2 separate regions of the Homo sapiens genome follow, and region 1 is linked to region 2. The links are chromatin loops, found by intact Hi-C in ENCODE. Cell type or tissue: IMR-90. All regions are shown on one strand. Links, peaks and the distances in the headings refer to the core of each region. The heading gives the core; the rest is flanking DNA. Region 1 overlaps PDZRN3 (PDZ domain containing ring finger 3). Region 2 overlaps PDZRN3 (PDZ domain containing ring finger 3).

What was found. Peaks named below come from ENCODE experiments on the same cell type or tissue, not always from the same donor. Only the 100,000 strongest peaks of a DNase experiment are listed, where the experiment ranks them.
Region 1: a loop joins it to region 2, with 4 times the contacts of the local background. A loop is called at or near these places in 1 of 110 quality-filtered maps.

What each region holds. Positions count from the first base shown.
Region 1 is chr3:73,540,493-73,555,973 of GRCh38, reverse strand. All of the region lies in intron 3 of PDZRN3 (PDZ domain containing ring finger 3), which reads left to right. The region is part of intron 1 of LOC101927296 (a long non-coding RNA gene); the gene reads right to left. Among named protein-coding and RNA genes, the nearest start is that of PDZRN3-AS1, 75 kb to the left of the region's middle. In IMR-90, for the core only: no CTCF peak of the experiment used is centred there; DNase peaks (open chromatin) are centred at 8,073 and 8,803; H3K27ac peaks cover 2,416 bases.
Region 2 is chr3:73,593,716-73,609,196 of GRCh38, reverse strand. It overlaps PDZRN3 (PDZ domain containing ring finger 3), which reads left to right. Exons shown (of 10, transcript NM_015009.3): 2 at 513-599; 3 at 6,736-6,843. It also overlaps the pseudogene RNU7-119P. Among named protein-coding and RNA genes, the nearest start is that of PDZRN3-AS1, 22 kb to the left of the region's middle. In IMR-90, for the core only: no CTCF peak of the experiment used is centred there; DNase peaks (open chromatin) are centred at 4,506, 5,366 and 6,796; H3K27ac peaks cover 296 bases.

The DNA of each region.
Region 1 (15,481 bases), core at 6,009-11,008, 55 kb after region 2:
TTTCTGAATCACCCTCTTCAGTGATTAGCACAGTACTCTGCATGTATTAAGTACTGGAGTTACAATTGAATTTATGTGTGTAAGAACAATAAGGATGTGGAAGGAAGAGGTATTTCCAGCTATAGATAATCTTGTGTTTAAGCCTATTCTTTTTATTTTTCTACATTTTAAATAGCTGATTTCAATTCAGAAATAGAAAACCAAGGTTACCATTGACTTTCCTTTCACCTCTCCAAAGTTCAAATCCTGAACTTCGATCTTTTCCTAGAGTTTTCTCTTCTCCTGCTGTTAAATTCACTGGGTATATTTTCTGTCAGTGTTACCTCCCCAAAGTATAGGACTTGGTACACATGCCGTTGATTGAGACTCAAGCAATGTGGAATTGGAGGTCATCATACTGGAGCAAGCCTGAAGACAACCCTTATTTTCCATAAGGAAAGGGTATACCAAAGAGAATAATACTTTTAACAAAATGTCAGTGGGAAAGTTTTAATTACTTCAGAGAGTTGGATTCTTTCTAAACATCCTGGACTGCAGGAATCTCTGCAAATTAGGATTCTCCCTACAGGTTTGTGGATTCAGAGTTTGGCTCTGCATTTCAATAATCATTGCAGCTGTTTTATTTGTTGTTTTACTTTGAGAACAAAGGTGTTTCTTCCGAGAGCTTCCCCAGGGCCTCACACTCAAATTTTCTTCCTCGTCCCAAGTGACATGGCAAGTTTTAGTAACTAGTGCTTGTTCTAGGGAAACAAAGTTGTGGCTCCAAAATGTTCCTTAAAAATGTCAGTGATTATGGTATAATCATCCTCTCTGAAAGAAAAAAAAAATTACTGGCTCTGATTCAAAAAATAACAACACATTGGCTATAAATCCCCTAATTGCCTCTGAAAAGCAAAAACGGACATGTTTAATTTTTCTATCCCCCCTGCAACTTATCTGCTTTGTCTGGTGATTAAAATAGGCGACAGCCAGTCAGGCCTGTTGGAATCTGGTCCCTTCCCTGCCACTGAGGGCTTGGGCTCAGACCTTATCATGTGGAAAAATGTAAGAGAAAAATCTAATTGTTATTAGACATACTCTCCAAAAGTCACCTAGAACAGAATTGTTCTGGTTCACCCATTTGGCATGATGTAAAAGCAACACGTTTTAAGAATCTGGTAGTTTGATCATCATGGACAGTAACTTCTCATAACTCATTTTACGGATAAATTACCAAGACACTGAGAATATTTGTGTGAAAGAGCATATTCACTGCCAGTGAGTGTGGATGAAAATTGTGGAATTTGGCTTATTTTTTTTCTCTTACCTTTATGTCTTGGAGACCTTTCTAAGTTGGGATATGGAAGTCTTTACCTCAGTTTTGAAAACTGCAGTGTGACAGTCCATGGTATAGATATTTATTTCCTTGGCCATTTCCCTTTGAACGTACATTATGGTTTGTTTCTGATTTTTCACTGTTGCAAACAACGCTGTGGCCCATGCTTCTGTGAAGAGTGATGATGATGATGATGTCGATGACGATGATGACAGCAGCAAGCGGACACTTACAGAGCACTTATCTGTGTCTGGCCTTGTTCTCATCTTGGGAGTGTGTGTGTGTGTGTGTGTGTGTGTGTGTGTCTTCTCTCAACAATCCTGTGAGATATTCTTATATACCTTCTTATTCTCTTTTTATATTTGAGTAAAATGAGGCGCAGAGAAATTTTGTGACTTGGCCAATGTCACACCTCGTAAGCTGCATACTGGATTTGAATCCAGGTGGAACCTCATGGGTATATATAAGATTGTAAAAATACACGTTCCCCTTCACCAGGCCTTTCTTCTGACCTAAGTGGTGGCCATTCTCCACATCAGCCCTTGGCCCTCTATTCTCCATCTCAGGCTGCATATAACCTTCACTCAGCAGCTCTGTGCTGGTCATGCCCAGATATCCAGGCCTCATGGGCCTCTACTTTGTACCTCCAGCTGCCAGTGAGATAGTTGTATACAGTTGTCAGTTTCTTCCTTCCAGCCCCATTCTTTCTCATTCTTGTTTCCATGAGTCCTTATGCCCGTTGTGGCTCTGGCCAGCATGAACTTCCTGGTCATGTGTGTGCCATGCGTATTCCAGCATCTCCTGTCACCCTGTCCATGCCTTCCTCACCTATCCAGATGCCGCCACTACTTTGCCAGAGCTGAAGTAGGGATAAGGTACTCCCTGTCACCTTGGCCTACTCCTCCAGCCTGTATTGACATTTCTTCCTGCGTGTTCTGAAGTCACACCACGGAATTCTTAAGGATATACACTGTGACATTAGAGGGCTTGAGTTCAAGTACTGGGTCTGGGCTACTTTGCTTTGCTGCCCTTTAGTTTCCTTGTCTCTGAAATGGGGATAATAGTTCTTTTTTTTTTTTTTTAGATGGAGTCTTACTCTGTCACACCCAGGCTGGAGTGCAATGGTGCCATCTCGGCTCACTGCAACCTCTGCCTCCCGGGTTCAAGCGATTCTCCTGCCTCAGCCTCCCGAGTAGCTGGGATTACAGGCATGTGCCACCACGCCCGGCTAATTTTTTGTATTTTTTAGTAGAGATGGGGTTTCACCATGTTGGTCAGGCTGGTCTCGAACTCCTGACCTCAGGTGATCCACCCGCCTCGGCCTCCCAAAGTGCTGGGATTACAGGTGTGAGCCACCACACCTGGCCGATAATAGGTCTTACCTCATAGAATCAGGAGGAATAAATGAGATCATTGTGTCAACCGTGTTAATTATCAGAAGCGTAAGCACTATTCTGAACTTGGTGCATGACCTTCCCATATTGGTGCATTTTTACAGGCTATTTCTGAAGTTAAGACATGTCCGCTTACCTTGAGTCAAACATGAAATGTCTTACATTTTCAAAACACTTTCCCTTCCTTGTAGTCTCTACTTTAACCTTTAATTATTCCATTTTATATGTTAGCTTTCTCTCTTTCAATTATCTGGACTAGAGTCACCTGATACTCCTCTCCTCACCAGGGAATCAGCCACCGTGGTGAGCACGTAGTAGGTTGTGTTTATTATTGTGTGATCCTTAGTGAGTCTCAAGTAGGCTGAAGCTGCATGATGAGTCATCACACTGAGCAACTGTGCTCGGTAGGACTGTGTTGTTTATACTCTAATAGAAATATTTACCTTCCTTCTGAAGATCTGTTTTCCAAATACCTATTTGGGCATCTCAAATCCTAAACAGTGTTTATTAATCATACTTCTTCCAAGGACTAGCACCTGTTCTTCTTGGGCAAATAATCCGTAAACATACATCTGGATAGGTCCAGTTAGAATTCACTAACATAAATAGCGATGCCTTGTCAGTAATGTTTTAATCACATTTCTCTTAAGTTCTGCAGAATCTAGTTGATAAGAATGACTGTTCTTTTGAAAGCTACTGTGGACACACACACTCACATGCGCAAAAACCTCATACACACCATAAACATATGTTCTTTGTATTTTGTATTTCTTCCAGAGAAGAAAACACCCTAATTTTACAGGGTCATGAGGAATGAATGAGATAATTGTGTAAACTCCTCAGTGAATCTGCTGCTTAGTCCAGTTATTATCCATTTAAAGTTAATCATGAAGACACTTCATGAAGGAGAAAGTTTTGAGTGGTGAGAAAGTTACTAGGGTAGAAGTATAATAGTGATTATGTATATAATGCTATCTCCCAGGGACTGTTCTAAGGTGTTTGGGTACACACACACACACACACACACACACACACACACTCCTTTAATTCCCACGTGAAACCTAAGAGGCAACATTTAGGTGGGGAAACTGAGGTACTGAGATGAGTAACTGGGAGGATAGAAGACGAGGACGTGGGAAGGAGTGAGAAAAGGAATGTGCCCCAGGTGATTGGAGTGTTTCGCTTTGTAGTGCTGACCCTAAACTTAGGACTGTCCACAAAGAAGGAAAGGCAGTGAAGGGGGATGGAAGGTCATAGGAATCAGTCACTTGGACAGGCATGGGTATTTCAGCTCAGCCACTGCCTAGCAGTGTGGCATTGAGAATTACTGACCTTCTCCAGACCTCAGGCTTTTCACAGGTACAACAGGGGAAGGATAATGGCCTTTGTGTTGCTATGAAAAATAAATAAAATCACATGCAGGTATAAACATAGGCTTAGTCTACTGCTTCAAGAAGGTAGCATCTCAAAAATATGACCCTTTAGCACTTTTAGGATTTTCTCTGTAGGCTTCTAATATTAGAAGTGGGGAAATAATTATATGTTTCTTTTTTTCCTTTTTTTTTTTTTTTTTTTTGAAACAGGGTCTCACTCTGTTGCCCAGGCTGGAGTGCAGTGGTGCAATCACAGTTCGCTGCAGCCTTGACGTCCCAGGCTCAGATGATTCTCCCCCATTAGCCTCCCAAATAGCTGGGACCACAGGCACATGCCAATGCCACCATGCCCAGCTAATTTTTTTATTTTTTGTAGAGACGAGGTCTCACTGTGTGGCCTAGGCCAGTCTCAAACTCCTGGGCTCAAGCGATCCTCCCACCTCAGCCTCCCAAAGTGCTAGGATTACAGGTGTGAGTCACCACTCCTGGCCTCCGTAAGTTTCAAATGATGCAAAAGGAACATTAAACAATGATAGCCATTACTTTCATTTGACAGAGCTGATGATTTTTTGCTACATTGACTTTTCTTGGTTCCCTCCTTTTCTTCTTTCTATACCAAAGTATTTCAAAGCTCATCCAAGACAGTGTGTCATTTTCCCCTACAGACTGCAGTATCCACCTCTCAAAAAAATACATTTTCTTAATAAGCCACAACAGGAGTGACAAAATTAAACCTAAATTAAAAATTGGCAATATTACACCTTTGGCCCTGCACATACAGGGATGTTTAGCTGGTTTACTTGTTCCAAGTGATCTTGTTTCACTCAAATTTAAATGAATGACATCACAGTTTTTACAATTTCAAACACAAGGTGTTCCCTGAAAGCATCCAGCGTTATTCTGCACTGTTCAGTTTTAGCTAGTTTTCTTTCTGATAACTCTCATTATAAACATTTAAAAGAAAAAGAACATTTTGCAACATTCTGCTTCTCCAGGGCAGAGACACTTCAGAGTATTGCTGTCTGTATGACCCTTGTTCCAACAAATCTGCTGATTCCTGAAACAGCGTGTTTTTGTTTTGTTTTGGTTGTGCTTCTGTTTCAGTTTATTCATCCTTTCCTTACCCTGATCATTGGCACTTCTATTTCTTTATAATTCACAAACCTGATATTAGACCAGGACATCTTTGGGTAGACGTCACCATATACAGGTGTGCCTTCATTTTTTAGAAACCAGCATTTAATCAATAATAGTAAGTTGCTTTGGGGTAACTACTTGCAGTTATTGGCAATGTCTGCTGCTGTGAGATTTGGCTTGAAGCTGCACAGGGCAGGTCTGCTTACAACAGTGGTTTTCAATTTTGCCTTTGCAGTCAAATCAGGTGGGGGGCTTTTAAATAAAGACTGATTCCTGGGCCCTGCCTTAGAGATTTCTGGTTTAATTGGTCTAGGGTAAGACCAGGTATTGATTGTTTTTAAAAACAACCCTCCAGGTGATTATAATGTGCAGCCAGGATTGAGAACCAGTGCCTTAGAGTGTCCATTCTCAAACTTGAACGTGAAGCAGAATGACCTAAAGGGCCTGTTAAAACGCAGGCCACTGGGCCACACCCCAGAATTTCTGGTTCATTAGGTCTGGGGGGTTGAGGGGTGGCGGCGAGACTTTGCATTTCTAACCAGTTCCCGGATGATTCAGCTGTTGCTAGTTCTGGGAACCCACTTTGAAAACCACTGGCCTGCGGAGATCTTTCCAGTAGCTTTGTAAGATTTTATAACAAGAAAAAAGACAGGATTTCCTGTGCTTTTAAGTAAAACAACTGCTTAAGGCACAAATATTAAAATATTATGCTTCCCGGTTCATAGGCAAGTTGGACCATACCCTCTGTTTGCTAAGGCAGCATCTGCACTAACAGGCAGCCAGGGCCCAGGATCTGAAAGGACATGGATTAGAGGCAGGTGAGAAGTTGGTTTTTTAAATAAAAAATGCTACAAGGATCTATAGAATTGTTACTAAGGTTAGCAAATTACCTATGGATTGTACAGCTCTACTGAGATACGTAGCTTAAGATGTGAATAATTCCCTGGGCAGCATGAAATATGGCACAGAAGTACGAAGGTGACTCAGACAAACATGGTACTTGATCCCCTAAAGAGGGCAGTTTAACAGTAGAATGTACTGCCTGTGATGAGACATATCCATTTCTTATTTAAATTCACGCCCTACATTTCTCTTTCTCCGATTCTTGGGACTTCTAGTTCCATTTCCTTTTCCAAACCCTTCTCTCCGTCTTTGAGTGAAAAACCCTTTATGAAATGTTTGGCAACAAAGGATGCCACCTTTGCCGATTACCAGGAGTGTACTTGCTGCATCATCGTCCATTTGTCCTCACCTGATTTTATAGAAGTGTGAACTTGTATAAGCAGCTGTTCTGTGTCCAAAGACTTGGGATTTGGGCTTGCAGGGTTGGACTTTGAACCTAAGCCTGCAGCAGACAGGGCAGCTTGATTCACTCTTCCTGCCATGCAACTTCTCTCGGGTACAGTGCCCTTTGCTAGCTGGTAGAGAAGAAAAGAGCCTATTCTATCCATTTGACAGACCGCTAATGAATAGTAATCATGAAAATTGAAGTCGTGCACTGCCACTGCATTCACCATTGTTATATTAGCAATTCCTGGACTTCATGAACAGAGCACTCGTTATTCTGCAATTAAATGAAAAATAATGGCATCGCTTAGCTATAAGGAAGGAAACGTTCAAGTGCAGCCTCTGTATAATTAAGCTTAACATTATTATCAACAGAAAGTGATTGTAGTTGTGTTCAGAGGCGAGAAGAGATATGCCACCAACCATTTGACCTATCAAAAGAAAATGGCTTTTGTGATGTTTGATGTTCTTCCTAACAACCAGCTTTGTGCCTTGCATGGGGCAGGTGCCATTTTCTGCACCATTTTCTCTCTTTTCCAGCTGTTTTAAAGTTCTTTCTCATCAGTTCTCATGACTGCCTTTGTAACACTTGTCTGTTTTCCATTTTTCCTTATGTCTTCACCAGCATCTGTTGTCCTGCTTTTTGTTTTATCTTTTTCTTTCTTTGGCGACAATCTATTTTCTTGACTCAGACACACTGGCTTTCTGACATAAAATTAAAACAATCCATTTAATTTTTAACTAAAACAGGTGTTGAGTGATTGACCCTATCAAGCAGCTCCCTGCAGAAACCTCATTTACTACTAGCTTCTTTATTGCCCCCTCATAATTCATTAGCTTAATAAATGCTTGTGTGAAAAGGCAGAGGCCAAGATTACCAATCTTACAATATGGATGTCTGCCCACTCCCTCTCCAGCCCACATCCCAGGGAAGTCAACTAGGTTGAGCTCTCCGCAAGACAGTCGAAGCTCCAGGGTGTGTGCTTCAAAAAGCCTCAAATTAGTGAGTGCTCTAAAGTAGGATCCCTCCTTTGCTTCAGCATACAGAGTGTTCACCTCTCAGGGACATGCTGCCTGCATCCCCTTTAGTGGAATCTGGGGAAATAAAACGTCTGTATCTTCTGCTTCGTAACTCCCAGCAGCCAGCAAAATATTCAATGTTTTGGAGCTGGTTACAAGAAACTTCCAAATCCTCAAACATCATCAGAGAAAGCCACAGACCCCAAGCGCCTGTCACATTTGGGTATGTAGTGCTTGCTCTCTCTCTACGTAGCACCTAAGGTTAGCTGGTGGATATCAAAGCCCCATAGAGGAAGGGGTGTGGGCGCGGGGTTGTTGGCCTAGTCTTAATTTAGGTTCAGCATATGTCTGAAGCTTCCCCCGCTTTAACATTTTCACAGAGCCCAGACTTATCTCAGCAAGCACTCCACAACCTCTTCGTTCTGAAACCCCTGTGTATTATGAAGGAAATGAAATCCATATGTTTCTGATTCATTTACATGTAGCTCATCAAAATGTAGTTTTGTAAGAGCTCTTTGGTGTCCAAGAAGCCTTTGGAGCCTTTTTATAAGACTTTTAACCCTCCCCCGCTTCATTCTTCTTAGAACCAGGAAGTTGGGACTTGCCAAGAGTAAATAAAAGCAAGCTTCAGAGTTGACTCTGGCTCTGGCCTGACCCATCTCTGGTCTGAGTCTGCAGTGGACTTAGCTTCAGCAAAAACAGAAATGACTGTCTTTACCCTTTTTCTGGAGCCATGGAAGTAGGCACTAATCCCACTTACACCCCACGTGACAGTGAGTTTGGGCTCACAGCATCTCTTGGAGGCAGCCACTTGACTCTATGTAGTTATTTCCAGCTGAGCCTCTTCTCTCTGTCCTGTGAGCAGAGAGCTGATAGGGCCAGATGGCCACACCTGGACCAGAACCTCGAGGAGGAGCTCCTTTAAGCAGTGCCGCTCATCTACCCGCTTGCAGGCCACTGCACTGTATCTCCAAGACTTTCCAGGCCAGATTCTTACCAAGGGACTGCCTATGCATCAGGGACTTCTATCTTTTCACTGGGACCATGACAGAGGCACCCACAACTATACCAGGTTTCATGGTGGTATTGTTGGTGCTGCTGTCACTTAATGATACTTTTGAGTGTTTAGTTTTTCTTCATCAAGAAAGGCTTATAAGCTTTAAAGAAAACAACTATCTACTGCCATGAAGATTCCAGAGCTTTTACTCTGAAAAACCACAGAAATGAAATGAGTCAACCTGTTTCCAGAGTTCGGCTAGGGAGAGGTTGTGGGGTATTTTTTCTCCTCTATCCTAGGATGATGAATTATGGAAAGCCATTCAAGAGCTTAGTATTCCTTACTTGGGCTGTTGTCGTGAGTGGGGTGGAAGGAATTCTGCCCTCATCTTTGCACGTCCTGGCTTGTTTCCTTGATTCAGAATGGTGCTGTGCCTTTCAGAGGCAGAACCTGGGTACATGGAAATGCATAGGCATGTAGTTGGGAGTAGAGCTGGACCTGGGAGTTCTCACCTCATCTTCCAGCTGCTGAACTCAGGCTTTTTCCAGAGTTTTATTTCTTCATGTGGATGCATACGGTGTAATAAAAAATCATCCGCTCACTTACAAATTATATCACCTCCAAGCATTCATCTTCAGAAACACGCTTCATCTTCCAGGATACAGAATTTGATAAAGTCATTGCTCAGCTTCAGCGTGAAGACACTGCATTTAAATTTTACCATACACATTTTGTGTTATATGTAAATGGGAGAATCATTCTCAGCAGAATTTTTGAAATATTTCAGGGCAACTATAAAATGTTTTAGACAAGTTGGAAAGCCATCTGAATTACGTATTGCAGAACCTTGAAATCTGAGCTTCACCTGAAATCCCATGGCAGGGGAAGCCATTACAAAAAAGCTTGTATTGAAGCTGTTTCCTCACTGATGAATGGGCATGGCACAAGTATGCTGGGCTTATTTGGTTACATTTATTTCTCAAAATGAACAAGCCAGTACTTTTATGATCTAAGGACAGACAGCTGTGAGTCCATCCCAAAAGTACTTTCAAGTGGCTTTGAAATTTCCCTTATAGACAGTGACGATCATTTGATGCAATGTGGTGGTGAGATTGTCTTCGTTTTGTGTTGCCTCCAACAGGTCCGTACTCTCCAGTAATACTGGTTTACAGATAATGAGGCACTACACACATCTTCCTTTTAATACCCTCACTGGGTCGCCTGTGGTATCATGCCAGGTGGAGAAACAGAAGCTAAACTTCCTCCAGTGAATTTCACCCAGAGTTATTCATTCATTGATTTGCTCATTTATTCAACATATATTGAGTGCCTACCCTGTGCTGGGCCTTATTCTGTATACTGCGGACACAGTATACAGAATAAGACACAGGAGGCCCAAGTCCAAGACACAGGAGGCCCCTGCCCTCAGGCAGCTACTGTTCTTGTGGATGGAGCTTATTTGTATTTTAGCAGTAAAAGGGAGTGGCAGAGCCGGATGGTGACCTGGGCCTTTTAGCTTTGTTAAAAAAATAAAAGATCCTCCGATCCTCCCCCTCACCTCCCACCAACCCCTCCTCCCCGCAATAAGTGTCTTCCCTCAGAACAACCCTTCTAATGTGGTGTGGAAAAAACTCTGCCATGGCCCTCAGCAAAATCCACACACTAAAAGCCTTTGAGGGAAAAGCATTTTCATCAGAAAATTGCTGTGGTCAAGAAGTTTAAAGATCCAGCGATTTTTATTGACATGTTTTGAGTACTTTCTAGTTGATAGAGTCTCAAAACTGGAACTTCTGGAGTGTACCCTGTGAAACTTCTTTTTTCTTGTAGGTCAGAATGGTTGGACATTGGCAATTCCTCATAGTGCAGACCGTGACATTTGCCTCCTCTTTGTATCTGGTGTGTAGTAAGTGCTCAGTAAACATACCCAGAATTGCTGTTATGTCCCAGGCACTCAGACATCTCTGAGCAATCTTAACCATTTGCCTGTTGTCCAGTTGCATTTTTTTTCTTACGTAGCTAAAGTTGTAGAACATATTATTAAAATTTGGTTTTCATAAACTTTACAGCAGTAGCTACCAGGATTTTTCACAGTGTGATCCTCCCTTCCCCAAAGAGTTTCTTAAACCCTCTGATCCGCAGATTATGACCTTTCTAGGGAAGAGGTTGCTGTTATTATCACCTATGGAGGCTTTAATGAAAGGGGCCCTGGTGGCACAGGAGATAAAGCAGACTTGAATTCAGCACCATCCGTCGTGGTGGGGGCTTCCACTCATCCCTCCCCAGGCCCTGTCAGGAGACGCCAGGCGCTTGGCACCCAGTGTGGGCTCAGTAAAGGTTAGCAATGATTTTTGTTATTGCTACTAAATGCCAGTATAGGTAGGCATGCTGTAAAATGAACAGGATAATCTAAGCGGACCTTTTTTTTCCTTTTATTTCTTCCCTTTTACATCATTTCTATTGTTTTGCTGTTATTTGTATATATGTGTGCATGCATTGGAGATGGGGAATACAGCTACGGAGGTTTTGAAGAGGCACAGTATTGGGTTTAGTTTTCATATCAAATCTCACACATTCTGAAATCTGTGAAGAAATGTGTCACATGGTGATGCCTGGCATATAATCAGCTCCTCAGAAAATGCTGTGATTAACAGTAACTCCAACAGATATTTCCTTCTCAAAAGAAAAGCACATGATTTTATAGCATTTTTAAATGCCAGGGCATCTCATCAGCTCAGTCTTTTCAGTAATTTAAAAAAAAAAAAACCCAGATAGTGGAAATTCAGGGTAGTCAATGGAAAAAATTCAATAAAGCTGAATATCTCGGCACCACAGAGTGGTGTCCTTTGAATGTTTGTTTATCATTCAAATATAATAACACCAAAAAGAAAAAAGCATATGAAGTGACGGATATGTTAATTAGCTTGATTATGGTGATTTCACAGTGTATACACCTACTATCATATCAACTAGCATACCTTAAATTATTTTTATTTGTCAATTATACCTCCATAAAACTGGGGGGAAAAGCCACTCTTTTAAAGGCTTAATAGGAAAAAAAAAATCCAAAAATACGTAACAGTTCAAAATGCATTGTTAAAAGAGCAAGTTTAAAAATACTGTGTATAATATGGTCTCATCTGTGTAATATAATAATGGACATGGGAGTAGAATAACAGTAGAAAGAAACACACCAACGGTGTGGGGTTGGATAAGCACACAAAACTTTAACTAGTTCCTTTGTTTTTGAGACAGAGTTGTTGCCTAGGCTGGAGTGCAGTGGTGCAATCTTGGCTCACTGCAAGCTCTGCCTCCTGGGTTCAAGCAATTCTCCTGCCACAGGCTCCTGAGTAGCTGGGATTACAGGTGCCCACCACCACGCCCAGCTGATTTTTGTATTTTTAGTAGAGACCGAGGTTTCACCATGGTGGCCAGGCTGGTCTCAAACTCCTGACCTCAAGTGATCTGCCTCCTTCGGCAGAGCGCTGGGAATAGAAGCGTCAACCACCACACCCGGCCTTAAATTAGTTCTTTATACATGTTTTATTTTTTAAACTTTTTGTAATGAACCTATATTTATTTTGATAATAACAGCTAAAACTACTGAATCTCAGTTAGGCAAGTTGAACACCCTTTTTGCTTGTTGGTGTCTGGTCAGTTTTAATAGTCTGTTTTAGATGTTAAAGGTATCAGATGTTCTGTGCAATAGCCCCAAGGATTGACTTTGCTGAGCTAACTCTCTACAGCGCAGTTCATTTCTAAGTTAAATAGTTGGTCCAGTTTTATCAGCGTGCTCTAGCATCTGTCAGTGCCAGCTATGTTTACAGCTTTCCTTGGAATTGGACTGTGGAAGAGCTGAGAAGCCTAAAGGAAATATTGAATCCTTTGTCTGTTAGAAACCCTAGTAAAGAGAAAGAGAGAGCACCAAATAGCATTGCAAGCATGCGAGAATAAATTCTTCCATTGTAAACATGAAAGAACAAATTTAAAGTCTGGATGAGATACCTTTTTTCTTTTCAATGTTAAGACTCAATTTTGCCTCATTTGTAGAAGAGGGAACCCCCTCACCTCTCAGGTGCTGCCTACATCTCACTGCAGAAGCTACCTTTTTGCTTCTGAGGAGGTGATGGGCCAGTTAAATGTGTATAAGGCAGTTCTGCTGTGCTCTTGGGAAATCCAGTATGCTGGGTGCTCACACCCCAGTGCTGGCCTCCAAGGTGCAGGGCACTGGACTTGCTTGCCTGCTAAAACCAAATCCTTTGTCCCCTTTCTGCTCTGGATGCTGTTTGTCTTGGCATGCCACTCCTAATAACACTTGGAAATAGAAAACAATCCTGAATCCTTGGGGTTTCTCTCTAGATGTCATCTTTACCTTCTTAAAGCTGTCTTTGAATATGAGCAGTGTGTATTTGCATTTATCCAGGTAAAATATTAATCACCAAATAGAGTGTGGAGTGTCCAGAAGTACCAGACACTTGGAGTACACACAGGAAAGTATCTTTTGCTGTGGCAAACTCCAGTTATGGAAGGGGTGTGGATGCTTGAGGTTCCTGAAGTACCAAATTTGATGATGACGTTCCACATGACTGTATGAAGTTAATGTATATATGTGTGTCTCATGTAATGATCTTCAGCAAGAGAGTCTTTTTTATTTTTATTTTATTTTATTTTATTTTTTTGAGATGGAGTTTCCCACTTGTCGCCCAGGCTGGAGTGCAATGGTGTGATCTTGGCTCACTGCAACCTCCACCTCCCGGGTTCAAGCAATTCTCCTGCCTCAGCCTCCCAAGTAGCTGGGATTACAGGCGCCTGCCACCACGCCCAGCTAATTTTTGTATTTTTGGTAAAGACAGGGTTTCACCATGTTGGCCAGGCTGGTCTCAAACTCCTAACCTCAGGTGATCCACCTGCCTCGGCCTCCCAAAGTGCTGGTATTATAGATATGGGCCACCACACCCGGCCAGCAAGAGAGTCTTAAAATGCCTTTTTTTATGTCATGGTCCACGTGGAAGACTTGTTTACATTTAACCTATAAATCTCCTAGAACAATCAGTTACTGAAGATCCACTGAGACAATGTTGTTGGCCTGGGATTGATGCCCAGGCAGTGTGATTGTGGGGCCGTTGCTCATGGCAACCATGTAAACAAACAATCCTTGTATTCTTGCCCAGGTGCTGGTTACCTGTTGCTTTCTGGTCATCTAGAGAGACCTGTAAAATATTTCTGCTGATTTCATTTTTGCTTTGCCTTTCTCTGCCCATAATTATTTAATAAAGCCATCAAAGTGGGAATTTCATTGTGTACTTTTTTCCTTAGGTTGTTTATAGGACTGTGAAGACCTGTCCTAATGCAACCCCATTAATAGTTCCCTCTGCAGAAAAACTCCAGGTTATTCTTATCTTCTCTTTTTTTCCCCATAATTTTAGGTTCTAATGGCATCTCTTTTATCAGTAGCTCGGGGTCTAGAATATTTCCAAAGGTCTTTTGAAAATTATTACTCAAATACTACCTTTTAGCTTACCACTCTGCTGAAACTATTTCAAGCACCCATAGGTTTCTAGCATTTACAAACATTTACATAGTATGAGAAAATTGGAAAGTGGAAATAAAATAAGATGTGGTCTCTGCACTCAGTGACCTGTGCAATACATTGAGCTAAACACCACAGTGTAAAATACTAGATGCTTGAAATTGCTAAATTAGCCACTTAGGAGACTGTGTGGATTTGGAGACACCTAGAAAGTCTTCTTGGTAAAGATGAGACTTTGCTAATAGTTATTCAAAAAAATTGCTATAGAAGTCCAACATGTATATATCACATATATAATGTAGAAAAATGACTGGAAAGAAGTAGCAGAATCCCAGCCAAGTGACAGCATGTGTAATGATTCAGAGCTTGCAGCCTTAAACCAGAATGCCTAGTTCTTCCTATTACTGGCTGTTGGACCACATAACTAAGGTTACTTAACCTCTCTCTACATCAGTTTTCTTGTGTAAAAAGGAGATAATTATGGTACATAACTCATAGGCTTATGTGGGTTAAATGAATTAATATGTATCAAGAATTTAGACCACTGTCTGACCTAAAGAGTACTCAATAAATGTTAGCTATATTGGGCATATTTAAATGGTGAGATTAGGGGAGATTATATTTTCTTCATAGTCTTAAATTTTCCGGACTTTCTACAGTGAACATGTTGGACTTTGATAGAAAAAAATATTTCTAAAGTCAGGTCTTTCAGTAAGCTTTTAAAGATATGTATACCACAGGTGAGTCATACTTTGATGACTAAAAAGTCAATTTGAGCATATTTTAATGGAGGTTAGGCAACATTTTTTGCTGACATTCAATTCAAAATTTTTTATTAACCTCCATAAATGGAATTAAAAGTTTTCCACAAGTTCCCAGGACCCCTTTGCTTCTTAAGAAGTTTTAGCATACATTAGAGTAGACAGTTTGATTCCCTTTGTCATTTGTAACAGTAAGGTATAGTTTAAGAATTGGGTAAACATGCATCTCAGGGGTAATGTAATGTGTTACAGTTGTTTCCAGAAAATATTAATAAATGTAAGTGTTTATATCTTCTTAGAGTAACTTTCTGCTAAATTGTAGTCTCTAATCATTTGTTATACTCTTGTGCTTTATCATTGTGTTAGTCTGTTCTCATGCTGCCATAAAGAACTGCCCAAGAATGGATAATACATGAAGGAAAGAGGTTTAATTGACTCAGTTCTGCATGGCTGGGGAGGCCTCAGGAAACTTACAATCATGGTGAAAGGGGAGGTAAACAGGTCATTCTTCACATGATAGCAGGAAGGAGAAGTGCTGAGCAAAGAGGAAAATGCCCCTTATAAAACCATCAGATCTTGTGAGAACTCATTCACTATCACAAGAACAGCAGCATGAGGGTAACCGCCCCCATGATTCAATTACCGCCTACTGAGTCCCTCCCACAATACG
Region 2 (15,481 bases), core at 4,300-9,299:
TTTGCATCTCACTTTTCATGCACTATTTTTCCCCAAGTCTCCCAAACAGAGATGGCTATTGATGGGCCATGCATGCACTCACACTTCCGAAAGAATTGCTATTTGAACCTTTCATGACATGACATGAATGCTGCTGTTGAGAATGGTTGAGAAACAAACAGAAAGTAGCCGTCTAGACAGCCTGCGTACGATGGGCCGGTCAAAAGAAAGATGCATTTGCAGACCAAGGTGTCATTCATAGAAAATGTTCATTGGGCATGTCTGGACATCTCCAGACATTCTTAGGTGGTCATTCCAGGGTTAGATGGTATCTAGAAATGTTTATAAGCCCTTAAACACAAGACAGAATTTCAGATTGGGTTCCAGAAGTTTCCTTGGTTAAACTTCCCAAGAGATAACAGGATTTGTAATGATTAGCTGAGTAGTCCTTGAGTACACTTAGATAGAAGGAAAATTCCTACCATCTATTCCCTGTTGGTAAATAAAAGTTTGATCTCATTTGTTACCTGCAGGGCGAAGAAACCAAAAGTCTGACTCTTGTCCTGCATCGGGACTCCGGCTCCCTGGGATTCAATATTATTGGTGGCCGGCCGAGTGTGGTATGTTAATTACTAAAATGTGTTTTTCCTTTTCCTGGTGTAGCTGGAAAGAGAGGTCAAGGTTTGAAGGGGACAGTGAGGAGCAGGAAACTTTGCTCACTTCATTCTGCTCTCTGTCATTAGAGGGTTCATTGGCTGTCTAACATCTTCACACTTAGGGATTTTTATTGCGTAGTCTCCTAAAACAGCATTGGCCTAGTAATATAACAGCTAATTTAAACTGTTTGGTTTTGGGGGTGCATTTCTTTTTTTGTTAGGGGGTACATTTCTGTTTGTATAGCAGTTGGGCTGAATGAAGTTGCGTGAGATGTGTGCAGTTGGAACTGGGTAACCAGCCACCGTCCTAGACCGAGCTGGAGTGTGGTGCTCCAGACTGGAAGCCTGATCTTGAGTTCTGCTCTGTCAGCTGTTCATTAGTCAGAGACAATTCTCTAATTTGTGGGTGACTGCATCCCTTTGCTTTCTCTTCCCACTGCAGCTCTTTGACCACCACATTCATCAGCAGACCCTCCTCTAGAAAGAAGAGGCCGAATTCAAATCTGCCAGTTTAATTATGGGGAAAATGTTCAAAGAACGGGCTCCAGAGAGTAGCAGTGGATGTGTTTCAGAATCTCACACTTCAAGGGGGATTATCTGAATATGTCCCATCCTTTACCCTTTTCTTTTCCTGACCATCTCCTTGTTTATTAGCTTAAAAGGAAAGTAGTTAAAGGAAAAGAAAACAAAAATCTTTCATTCAACAAATAAGTATTGAACATAGGCTGTTTGCTAAGGGCCAGGAGATACAATGGAGGCCAGAAAGACTGAGGCCCTGTGGTCATTGAGTCCTGGTGGGGATGTCAGACAAGAAACAAGTGAATACAATAATTAGAGATTGGATTGGAAGAAGTATGATGAAGGAAAAAAAAATGGGAGGATGGCACATGGCAGATACCAGCCAAGAAGCAAAGGGTATCATTAGCTTGGGTTATCAGGAAAGACAAGAGGAGATAGTAGTAAACAGAAACCTAAAGGACGAGAAGATGCCAGCCATCCAGATAGGAATAGTGTGTGCCCTGCCCTCATGGAGCTCACCTCCAGATGGAGAGACTGATGAGTTGGGAGAGCATAGCACTGCTCTCATTGATGTACTCTGTGCCTGCCCACAGCTAATGATGCCCTGGGATGAGTTAACCCTGCGGGAGGAGGTGTCCTGGGGAGGGGCCGTTGGAGCTGAGTTCAGAAGGTTGAACAGGAATTTGCTAGATCAGAGGACCATATTTTATTTGTATATATAATGTGTACACAGTACCAAACGAATACATTATGTGCCTTATAAAAAGTTACGTACAAAAGGGAGTATTTTAAATAATGAAATTAAAATATGACTATGAAGAAAATGTGAAGTATGTTCTCCTGCCATTCCAATGCATTGTGTTACACGCATTCACCTGTGAAGACCCCTGAGCTAGAAGAAAGCGGTTGGACGCTGGGGTTTTGCAGGGGTGGGGATTGGCGCTCATACAAGGCCTGGAGCAGGAACAGAGTTGGGAACTGGGGGAGCTGCAAGTAAGCAGAGTGTGGAAAGAGTTGAGGGATGGGCAGGGAAGTGGCCAGAAAGAGGCCTGGTGAAGAAAACAAGGGCTTGACCCCAAAGGGCCTAAGTCTTGAGTCTGGGATTTAAATTACCTAGGGCGGGAGTGGCCAACACATGGCTTCAGTTGAAGGGAATGACACAAAGAGATTTATGATTAAATTCCCTTTGCTTTTAGCCCATTCCACAGTTTCAAAAAGAAACAAACAATGGCTTATTATAAGAAACAACAACTTAATTATGTGTTTGCAGTTGTTAAAATGATGAACATTATCTGTCTTATCAAACATACATATAAAAAAGAACATTTTAAATGGTGAGACTAAATTGTAAATATGAAGGTAGATGGGGACAGGGATAATTCCCACTTTATTGAGCCCCAGGGATGTCATCACATGGTTGTATTTCTTGCATTCGCTCTGTGGAATTCTTAAAAAACTATAGAACCGCGTGAGGTTGGTATATTTTTATTTTTTCCTTTTACCAGTTGTCTGAGATCCCAGGCTGCATGTCATCATGTGCTGTTCTGATTTAGTCCTTGCTGCCAGGGGTCCTCCGTACTCTCCAGCCTTCGGAGGGACTGAGGGAGCAAACTGCACTCAAATATCTAGACATTTGGCTCCAGGAAGCAGCAGGGTCAGACTTGAGCCCGTGGTTCAGAACATGAGCCCATGTTCTACAACTTACCATCAAGAACATGTTTTGCCATTTAGCACAGATGAGTTGGCTGTTCCTTGTTTACATTCATAATTATTCCTCCACCCTTTGTTACCAGTTTTGAGAAACAACTTTAATAAATTAAGATTCACTTCACAATTAGGTGTTTCACAAGCTATAGCAAACAAAAGAACCCAAACCAAGAAGACCTATTCCCTGCCCCAGGTCTAAACCACACCAAAGCCTACTGTTGGAAATTGCTCAAAATGGAGAGGCCTGTGGCCAAGTGATTGTTGGGAAACCTACTGTGTTAAAGCCAGTGAAGATGGTGTTCAGTTTCCACACTCACCAGGTGCAAAATGACATTCCAACCCCACTGGAATACAGTTCTTCCCTGTGCTTATCAAAGAGCATGTCTAAGTTATTTTCTTTTTCTTTTTTACAAAAGGTGCTTTAAGTACAAGCCAGACCTGATTTTGTAGCTTGCATTAGTATTTTCAATTTATGTGGTCTTTTTGCAAGAACTGCCTGCATGGTCCCCAGAGGAAAATTTAATTCCATGTGCATGTGTTTGCCATAGTGTTTTTCAAAATTTGCCCTGATTAGCAGAAATAGCATCATGAAACCTGAATGTATTCTGCACTGTTGCCTGGAAAATCTGGCAGGTCATTGAGTACATGCTAAAAAGCCAAGATGAGCAACAATGCACACACGTTGTTAGTTACTAGAAGAATACAGTACAAATGATGTCTGTGTTTCCCAAGGAATTCCTGTGTTAGATGCTTGGTTGGGTTGTGAAATAGCCCAGCCATAGCTCTGACATAAGGCTTTTCATTGCATGATCAGTATGCAATACTCTTAGCAAAATCATATCATTCATTTGTTAGTCCTCATAACCCTAAAGAAACAGCAGCTAGTCTGTTGTATCAAACCTCTCACTTAAGCCTTTGGGAAGTGTACTTTATCGTTAGGTACCCTTGCTATGAAAACAATCCCCTTTCATTTCTCTCTTACTCAAGGCAGCAAAACAAAATAAATTCCAAGTCATATTAGTTCACCTTGATAAATAGCTGTAACTAACTCTCTTAGGAGAGGAGCCAAACAAACTAAGAATAAAGAGATGCCTTTTAAGAGAGAAATCTAGCTTTTTTTTTTTTTTTGAGACGGGGGTCTCACTCTGTCACCCAGGTTGGAGTGCAACGGCACAATCTTGGCTCACTGCAACCTCTGCCTCCCAGGCTCAAGCCATCCTCCCACCTCAGCCTCCCAAGTAGCTGGGACCATAAATGCTCGGCTAAATTTTTGTATTGCTAGAGATGGGGTTTCACCATGTTGTTCAGGCTGGTCTTGAATTCCTGAGCTCAGGCGATCCACCAGCCTCGGCCTCCCAAAGTGCTGGGATTGCAGGTGTGAGCTGCCATGCCTGGCCTGCTTTATGTGCTTTTTGCATCCTTCCCCACCCCTCACCACTGTCTCAGTTTAATCTCACTGCTGGTGTTTGTTCTTGCTTCTTCCTCTCTGATTTTTGCTTGAACTTTCTAGTACTCCTTAAGAGTTATTACTTATGTGCAATGTGGTATTTTGCAAAACAAACGAAAGCCAAAATCCTATCCCCTATCTCCCTCTTTCTCTCCAGCCAAGAAATGCAAAGTGGTTAAATCAGAGTAAACACAGATCTCTTTTCATTTGATATATTGACATCACCTCTTAGGGAACTCAAGCTTGTTCATAAATCTTTTGTGGTCCATTGAGACTCTTCAAGTTCATCTAGTGGAATATTCCATAGCCTGAAATGTTGGACTTCTGAATTCCTGTGTGTTTTGAGTTTTCTCAGTGGGAGACAATATTGCACACAGAGCATGTAATGTGCAAGAGGATCCGCTTCGCCTCAGTTTGAAACTGAGCCATACCACTTTTTAGCTGTGTGACCTTGGATGAGTTTCCGAACCTCTCTCAGTCTCAGGTTTTTCACCTGTGGAATGGGTAATAATAGTACTTACCACTTGTGGTTATTGTGAGGATTAAACAGTGCACATAGAGCACTCACTATGTACCTGGTACCTAGTTTGTGCTCAGTAAAGGAAGCTGCTTTGCAGCTTTATACATATATTTCAGGTGTGCATGTAGGGAGCTACACGGATGTGTTCAGACTAGTGCCTCAGTAAGGCTGCCGTGAGAGAGGAAGGAGGCACAGAGGTATTCAGATGGTAAAGGGTTAGTGTGCAGGAGGTCTGTGCAGAGCACTGTGATGCTAGGCAGGGATGCCTTTTGAGGATAGATGATCCTACACAGCACCCACAGGCTCCCTGACCCTTCTCTTGGAAGAGCGTTGATGGAATCCAGATGCCAGTTAGAGACATATCTTTGTCATGTGGGGATAAATGTCAGGAAAAACACTTAATGCTCATTTTAGGTTGTGATTTTGGTTTCTTTTGGTGAATCATATAACATTTTACTCTGTGTGTGTGTGTGTGTGTGTGTATGTGTGTGTGTGTGTTTGGGGAAGTGTGAAGAAGGAAGGAGAGAAGGACTGAGAAATGTACATTTTTCCAAGCTTAGTTATTGCTGTTGCATTTGAAGGGGTAGACTGAATCACACTTGAAGTCGTTTCCTTCCCCCTTTAGAATATAGGGATTGTTTTTTGGTTTTGTTTTTTGCTGTTTAAAGTGGAAAATGTTTTATTTGAAGAGTTATTTTTAACAAATGGAATTTTTATGTATTTGTATTCAGAGTAATTGTTATTGAAATAAATCTTCTAATGACATACGGCAAGGAATTTACCATGACTAGATTTTGGAGTTTTTGTGGAACATTCTGAGCTTACATTTCAAATGATTTTGTTTGGAAATATCACATGCTTGTGCCATTTAATTTATAAATCCATCTGTTAATCACTAGAAATTTAATCCGTACACTTGGAGAGAATTCATTGCAGTGCTGTTTGAAAAGAAGTTCGTGAACAAGCTGTGAGGGTTTTTTATGAGCTTGTTGGAGCCTTTTGATTTTAAGGAAAGGAAGGAGTTTGAACAGTGAGCTGTCTTCGTTCCCAGAAAGTTTTAGTTCTGACATTTAATTCAAAGATCTAAAGAGATTCAAGGAGGTCAGAGATCAGAATTTATTAGGACTAGAGTGATGGTAGTGCATCGGAACAAAAACAAAATATCTGTTTTCACAGTCAAATTATTAGATATTTACAAGTTTAATAACATTCTGTGCAAATGAGGATGTGGGAAAACACTCTGTCTAATGAACAATAAGTATAAACTCTCTGAAAAGCCATTTGGCAATATCTTTGAAATGTACATATCCTTTTACCCAACAGTTCCATTGTTAGGGATTTGCCCTAGAACTATAATAGCAAAGATAATTTAAAATACAAGTAGGAGAGTATTATCACAGCATTGTTTAATCACAGCAAATGAAAACAGTGTTTATTAGCCTCATGTTGGATACTGTTCAGTCACTTTAAGAAGTAAGGCAGACACGAATTGGTAGCAGAAGATCTTCATGATTTTTAGAGTTAAATGAGAGAGGCAAGGACATAAGAGTCAGACTAGCATAATCACATTTGTATGCAAAAAGGAACAAATGCATATTTAGGAATATGATGTGTTAAAATGTTTTCAAAAGGATGCATAAAGTCAAATAGCTACCATAGGCGGGGGAAGAAGGACAATGGGTTGGAGATGGCAGGGATGCATCATTTTATGTCCTTTGGTGTGGTTTGAAATATTTTACTGTGTGTGTATTTTAGTTTAAAACAGAAATTAGGAGAAACAAATACCTTTTACCCTATTGCCACTCTTGACACAGCAAGAGTCAATTACTGTTTTAAGAGTGCAAGCTTTACTTTCATGCTCAACTTAATGCCTAGCATTCATGCATGTTTTTTTTTTTAACCCAAAGGATAACCACGATGGATCATCCAGTGAAGGAATCTTTGTATCCAAGATAGTTGACAGTGGGCCTGCAGCCAAGGAAGGAGGCCTGCAAATTCATGACAGGATTATTGAGGTATGTGAATACTGGCCAGTGTCTTTGAATAGGCTGAATGCCATCCCATCTTCGTCTAGCTCAAAGCAAGATGTTTGACTGGGGAGGGAGGCCTAAAGTGGTAGATGGTTGAGCGGGAGTCTCACTTTTCCCATTGTGTGGGACCAGATTGAGTGTTGATTGCCTTGGTGTTAAATTTTTGTTAAATGTAGAAAAGCCAGATTATGAGTGGAATGTTCACAATTTGGCTTTTTTCATGTGGACCTCAATCTGTTTCGTATGCATCAGTTACAGTTTCGCGCGAAAACCGTTGAAGAGTTGGATGTTAGAACCAGATGAACGAACCCTGTTGTACAAATTGTGCACCCTGTTCATATTGATTACCAGGGTACAATTGTGTCAGCTTTGGAGTCATTCTAATGTCCTCAGAGCTCACACAGCACACACTTATTTCTACAAATGCATTGTTCTCTCTGTTAGTTTGTCGTCTTTGCCTGTTGTTAGTTGTACAACCTGATTGCCCAGGGATTTGCAGGCAGAGGTTGATATTAGGGTTCACATATCATCACTTACTCCATTTTCAGTTCGTCATTCATCATTTCAAACTTTTATACAGCAGGTTTGTAGACTCATGTAGGGGAAGTGGATCTCTCAGCCCCACCAGACAACACTTTGTAACAGGGTTGCAGTGTTCTAGGATGCTCTGAGTCACTAAAAGGGAGAGAATGATTTGTTGCCTTCTCATATGGGCTCTTGTTGCAAAGTTTGATATAAATGAGTAATTTTTTACTGGTGTTTTGACCATTTTCATAGCTCTTTGGATGGATACACATATGGGCTAAATTGATTGGCTTTCCTATTAGGCAAAAAGTAAATTTGAGAATCCACGATGATATGCCAGACCCCACAAGAAATTCACCCATGGGCCACAGCCGTAATATAGTGCAAATAGAAGAAACCAGAAAAACAGCACCGATACCAGTGGGTGTTTGTTTTCCACATGCATTTTTATCATGTCTGTATTTCCTGAGTATTTTCATGGCCTATTTCAAAATTTAGGACTGAGTGGGAGCTAGGACCACGAGCTAAGCCATAAGTGAAGTTCACATCACTCACTGGAATGTGGCCACAGGCTTCTCCTGGGGAAAGGAGCCTCAGCAAGACAGAGAACAAAGTCTTGCATTTCCAGTCTCATCTGGACACATTCTGCAACGTGCAGTATGCTTCAGGATAATTTGTAATCCTCAGGAAAATACACAGTTAAATCTCACAGGGAAAGCAAACTGAACTAGTTAGGGTGTAAGGCTCCCTCCTCGGAGGGAGTGTGATGTGCTAACTTACATGCTAAAATGATACTTGATTTTGTTTTAAGGACATTATTAATATTGTTGCATCCCCTTTGAATGTTTGAAGGGTTCTTAAACTTGGAGCTTTTTTTGCTGCATGGTTTAGAGTCAGTCTTTGTACTTCCCAGGTCAGGAGACTGGATTTTCCCTAACAGGAATTTGCTTGGGCAAGAGTGCTTTCTTAAGAGCTCAAATGCGTTACTTACTGTCTTTTTTGAGAGTGAATACATTTTCTGAGACTATTGTTCAAAAAGATAAGTACAGCTTCCGTTGCCAAGGGTTTGGTGGAACAGCCAGTTTCTCTAAGTAATGGAATTTCATTGCTCTTGTGTTTTGCAAATGAGAAATCTACAGCTGGGCAGGATTTTCTCTTGGCAAAGGATGATCTGTATTTGAAATGTTGAGTACGGTTTCTGGTAAGTCACATTCCTATTTTGGACAGTATGTAAAATATTAATCATGTAGTGTTGAGATGGAAAGAAGGATGACCACAATAGAGAAACGATATATGTATAATTGCAATTGACAACACTGTGCCTTTTGCAGTCAAATTCTAATCTCTTTTGACATGATACAGTGATTCCCATGACTGAAAATATGTTCTCTGGTTTACCTCATCTGCGTCTGAGTTTATTACCAGGAGGCATAAATGTGATTATTTTGAGAGAGAGAGAGAGAGAGAGAGAGAGAGTGTGTGTGTGTGTGTGTGTGTGTGTGTGTGTGTTTCATTACTAAGAAGAGTCAAAGTCTCTAGTTTTCCACCAGATGTCTTCTTTTTCAGGGGAATGGGCAAACCACCACCAGATCTTCACCGTAAGACCCTTAATTCTTGCAAAGGGGTATTATTAAATCCAGAGATACTAATTGAGTCTTTTCTTTGCTGCAGAGTTCCTCTGCTCTTAATGGTATCTGTTCTCTGAGACCAGAGCAGCGGCTCTTACCCACATCGGTGCCAGCCCAGCTCCTCCCTGTTTTTTTATAAGAAATATTTTGGAATTCCACCAATACTGTGGTGAAATGAAATTTACAAGTAACATTTATATGCATACATACACAAATAATTGTAAAAATATATAGGCTGTTGCATAAAAGAAAATCAAAGGAAGATAATTTATAATAAAATATATCAATATGCCAGTGTTCTGGCACAGTGACATTAGATACCATGGCACTGTCAGATGCTCTCACATCTGTGTAGACTCACTGGGATGCACCTTATGTGGCTGCAGATGCTGCCAGATACAAGAGGCATCTGCTGGTGGCCCAGGCGCCATGAATGGCCTTGCCGTACAGGATGTGAATTTCCATGGTAGTGAACAGGTCATGGTTAAATTCTGACACAGGCAACTACAGTGTTGCTTTGATTTATACAAGAGTTGCATTTCTTGAAATGTCCGTGTGTGTATATGTATATATGGCAAGACATACATGTGGCAAAATATACATAACAGAATTTACCATTTTAACCATTTTAAATGGTTATGCAGTGGCATAAACTACATTGATTTATGTTGCAGAACCAGTACCACCATCCATCTCCAGAACTTTTTCATCTTCCTCGACTGAAACTCTACACTCACTAAATACTAACTCCCTCCCCACCTCAACTCCTAGAAACCACCATTCCACTTTCTGTCTCTAGGAATTTGATTTATAAACGGAATCATGTAGTATTTGCCTTTTGTGACTGGCTTATTTCAGTTAGCATAATGTCCTCAAGGTTCGTACATGTTGTAGCATGTTATAATTTTCTTCCTCTTTAAGGCTAAATAACATTCTGTTGTCTGTATTTACCACATTTTGTCCATTCATTCACCCAGTGATGGACACTTGGGTTGCTTTAACCTTTTGGTTGTCTTGAATAATGCTGCTGTGGATGTGGGTGTACAATGTGTGTATGTTTAAACTGCCAAAAACTCTGTTGTGTTTATATGTAAAACAGAGCTAGGTCTATGCTCAGGTAATTATAAAAAGCTTGTTATTTTATCTTCATGACTGTCTGGTGGGATATGTGATAGTTGTGCTGGAGGCAGAACCATTCTTCATTGCAGGAGATTCTTCGTGTCATCTCTGGCACATACCCCTATTGTTGTGATGGTGAAAAATGCCCCTGCAGATTGCTGAAACTCCCACTGGGGAGTGACAGGGACATCAGGGACAATCACTGAGGTAGAGGTTTGACTTATTCCAAAACCTTGAGATAGGAATTGAGTTGCTCAGGGACAGAGATGTCAACATCCCTTTCTTCCAGCTAGACTGCCTACATGATGTCCCCTATTTGGGTTCCCTACATGAGTGCTCCCAAGGCCTGGTAAGAAAGCCTGAGCTGGCCTGTCCTGGGGCTGTGGCTGGGAATCTGGGGCCCCCTTAGATGAAGTGCCCTTCCAGCCCACATGGCTGCAGGGCCCATGCTGTCCCCTGGAATCCTGTGTGTCCATCTGCCCTGGGCTTGTTGGGCAGACTTTGGTCATACCTATTCCATCTCACATTTGGTACTAGGATTCAGCAAGTTCTGACTTACTCAGTATTGGCTTCTGATTTTTTTGTGTCTTCCCTGCACTCCTCTTACCTGTGAGCTGTCCTGGTCCTTTTTACAACTTCCGACCCCACCTTTGATTGCATATACTTATTGCAGTTAGAAAACTAAATTTAATTTCTCCCTGATGTCTTTAATATTCATTCGAAACTGTAAATATCTCAGTGCCTTTTGTTTTTCTGCCTCTGAACCTACTGTCTGAACTATATTTTAAAGACAATGCAAGGTTCCTATACTTTAATATCACCAGATTTCTTAAAGGAACTATGCTCATATTCTTTCAAATAGTTTGAGAACTTTGGAAAAATTTTCCCAGTGCCCAAAGTGTGGGTTATCCAACTGAGGCAGATTTCCTCATCCACAAACACACCACCTTTCTCTGTGGACTCTGGAGTCTACTTTAGGCCAATCTTACTCTACTGAAAGTTATTTAGGAGAAGGCAAAAATGTGAAAAATCACATAAGATCAATATTACCCTCAAAATTCTCTTAGGGATGTGACACGTGGAGAACATACCATCTCTTCGTAAGTCCAGCCAGCTGGTTTTGCACAGCATTGGATCACCTCACTGTTTCTCAGTTGACTGTCATATGGAGTTTTTGGATTGTTCTGTGAATACCTCATTTGACAAAATGCTCACACTGAGAAAACACCGAGAAACTGAGGCCTACTAAGAAACCAGCAAATTCACTTTGAGGCATGTGCTGTTCAATATATTATTTCTCTCTTCATCTTTTTTTTTTTTTTTTGGTCATGGCTTGCCTATAAGTTAAACACTCCTCTGATGCAACTCCACTGAAATTCTTTCTCAAAGACTTGTAGAGGCCATCCACATCTATATTTCTTGCCAGTCTTCAAGCCATATGGCTTGGAGAACCAAGCTCATTTTTGTGTTACAGGAGGCTTGCCTTTGGTGATAAATGAGTCTGTGTAGTGATTGCGTGGGTTAAACGCTGTTCTGCTTTGAGCTAGCAATCTTGATTCCCTGGATCCAATGAAAGTGGGAGACTTAAGCCCTCTATTCCCAATAACCATTATTTCGTACAATCTTCTGTAAATATGCATTCATCTTGCAAGTGTTATGATTTGAAGACCCGAGGATATGATTACAGAAGCTGTGGAACCTCAAAGGCTTTTGTGTAAACCGGTCATTCTCTTTTTTTGTTTATTTTTGGTTTAGTTGGACTGTCATTGCTAACAAGGTTTGTTACAGGGTCAGCTAGAAAGGATTAGCAATGCTTTCCCTCCCAGAGCCAGGCTACTTGGTGGAACAAAGTGAGATTTCACTGCTTGTGATTATTAGGTGAGAAGATACTGTTCTGAGACCCACTAAAGTTGCAAAATGGAATGTGAATTAAGCTGGAGTATTTATTTAAAAATAAAGTAATAGAAGACTCCCCTTTAAAAAATGTTTCATTTCGACATAATTTCAGACTTGTAGACATGGATTTCTGTACACCGTTAACCCAGATTCCCCAAATATTAACATCTACTACATTTACTTTATTCTTTTCTTCCTCTACTCTTTATCACTAAATTCATCAGTGTGAACTTTTTAGGAATAAGACATTCTCATATGTAACAGTATGGTAATCTAAACTAGGAAATTCATGTTGGTACAAAACTGTTATCTAATCTTCAGAATTTATTCTGATCTTGCTAATGGTCCCTATGATGCCCTTTATAGCAAAATAAAACCACTGTCATGGGTTGTATTCCATTTTCATATTTATTTAGTTTCCTTTACTTTATAACAATTGCTCAGTTTTTGTCTTCCATACCATTGATATTTTTAAAGACTCCAAACCAGATCTTTTCTGGACTGTCCCTTAATTTCTGTTTGAAGTTTCCTCATGGATGGATCCAGGTCATACGTTTTGGGCAAGAATACCACAGAAGTGATAGCATGTCCTTCTCAGTACATAATGACAGGTCTCACATGAGGTGAAGTTGTCCCTTTATGTTAACTTGAACCACTTGGTTAAAGTCGTATCTCTCTGTCTCCACTATAAAGTTACCATTTTCTTCTTTATAATCAATAGTTATCCTGTAGGTAGATGCTTTGAGGCTATGTAAATGTCTTGCTACTCCTCAAACTGTCACACACTGGTTTTATCATCCATTGACTGTGTTTGGTTGAATCTGTTATTGTGATGATTGACAAATGGTGATTTTTCTAACTCCAATCCTTCCACATTAGTTGACTTTCCGCTATAAGAAGTAGTATTCCTTTTTCCCCTATTTAATCTGTTTATCTGTCTGTCTCTTCCTCTGTCAATATGGACTCATGAGTTTTTATAATTTGGTGGTCACATTGTCCCAAGTTTTGGCCCAATGGAGCTCTTTCAGGCTTTTAACCTGTGTTATTTTGACATGTTCCCATCATGTTTTGAGCACTTTCCTACTTCCTGGCACAAGATACTCCAGGTTAATCTTCTGTCCTTGCTCCACTTCTGACATGTGCATTTTTTTCAAGGACCTCTAGCTTCATTTAGTGGAGAATAGTGTTTAGAAACCAAAATATGGGTGCTAGGGTGCTCATTATGATTGAGATTTCATTGCTTCTAGGCACCTTCAGCAGATAGAGCTAGAAAATGTAAATATGTAATATAAACACATGTACACATGTACCACGATAATAACATATACATCTGTCTTTCTGCATTCATCCATCTGTATATCTTGGAAACTATGCCTATATCAATACCTCTAATTTCAGTCCAAGTCAGTTTGTAATCCAGTTTGTAATTCCTAGAGGAATCCTTTTTAAAATACTGATCCACGTGCTTTTTTCCTTTGAATTAAATCTGTGATCTTTGCTTAGATGTTATCAGTGAATTAAAAAATTATTGGTGAAAATTGTTTAAAGTGTTTTAATTTTTGGTTTGGTTTTGGAGAAAAAATATGCTGTAAACCAAATGATTTTGTAATTATATATTTTTTCATTTTCTTTCATTTCTTTAAGAAAGACTTGATATTTCTTGCTTAACTATACACAGGAAACTTATTTTGCTAAACACACACAGATATGCATAATCCATTTTTGGTTAATGTTAGAAATAAACACATGAGGCTATACTCCTCTCCTTCACAGGGACTGATCCCCATTTACCATATTCAGCAGAGGAGTATGAAAAGTTTGATAGCAGTTATCCACTTAAGAAGTAAAACCTATTCATGTTATTTGAAATCTCTGTTTTCTTGGTTACCCAAATATTCTGTTTTGATTAAAGAAACTTGATATAATTCAAGCTGCGTTGAGAAGATTCTTTGTTAGCTGCAAAAGTAAGCAGATTTTAGAGATCAGTTATTAGTAATGGACTCCAACTCTCCGTTTCCAAAGGTGGAAGCTAGAGTTTCTTCTTATATATCAATTTCAGTATACATAACGACAATGACATCACCTTGGATTATGGTGTCAAAAAATTCTGAGGACATTCCTGGATTGAGTGGAGATGAGCATTGTGATCATTTATTGATGTTTGTCATGGGCACATAAACAAGGAGAAGGGTGACTTTTTGCTGTGTATTTGCTATCTCTGGATAGACTCACTTAAATGATGTTTTTGGAACTATTGCATTGTCATTTGGTAGTAATGACTGTCTTTTCACTAGCATAGCTGCACTCTCAATAAGTCAGTACATCTCCATCTTTTTAGTCTCCACTTGTAAAATAAAGTGAATATCATATTTTCCCCTCTCTTATTTCCCGATTTAGCCACTTTTATCACTTTTGCTTTACCTTAATAGTCTTTACTACAGCAACAGAAGACTCTAACACAGGTAAGACTTCTCTGAAATGCAGCTGATCTCCTTACTATTAGAAGGAACATGTTGAAATGGAAAGAACCATTTAGATTTAAATCAGGAGACCCAGGTTTAAGTCTCCACCCAGGTATTCACTCTGGTGTTGGGATTCTAAATGTTGAGTCTTCATCTCTAGAATGGGAGGAGTATTTACTGCTTGTCTTTCCTACCTGTCATGCTATCTGGGTGGACCAAGGAAACAATGTAGGTAAAGGATTTTTGCAATTAAGTACAAAGGTGGAGAGTTGTTATTTCAAGTTAAAATTTTTGTACAGGATACGAGAACTTAAAGCCAAATATAGAAGTTAACAAAAACTTTTCTGAGATCTGTTTTCTTCTTGTTTATGTATATCAGCAAGTATGTGGAGCTGCTATAGAATTATTGAGAAAATCTTAACCTATTTCATGGAGACATACTTTCCAGAATTAACAAGATGACCAATTAAAAACAAATAGCCCTCCTTTAGTCCATGGTTGCCTTAAACAATATATTATGTATTAATTTCTTTCTAATGACTGTGCATAGCTTATTGTGTGGTATATGGGCTTTGTTATATTTATTACTGTCATTATTTTCCTTATTTTCCTATCAAAACTAGCCTTTCAGTGAATATCTTTCTAACATACATCACTTTATACTAGTCAGATAAATATAAAACTCAGGTGAAGAGTGGACAGTATGGAGTGCTACAACTCTTGCAGAATTTAGCTAGCAGGTTTTTCACTTTTTACTAGAAAAACCAGTAGAAACAAAAAAATAAAACATGGTATGATGCAATTTGTTTATTTTTAAGGCATTTATATTAGTCTTTGCAGGGGAAAAATGCTCTGAGCTAATGAACAGTTTATAGTTATTGTAGTTATTTTGTTTGATGGGATTATGGGGAACTTTAAGTAAAGCCACATTTCTGTAATGTTGGAGTTCTCCAAAGTGTGTGTGTGTGTGTGTGTGTGTGTGTGTGTGTGTGT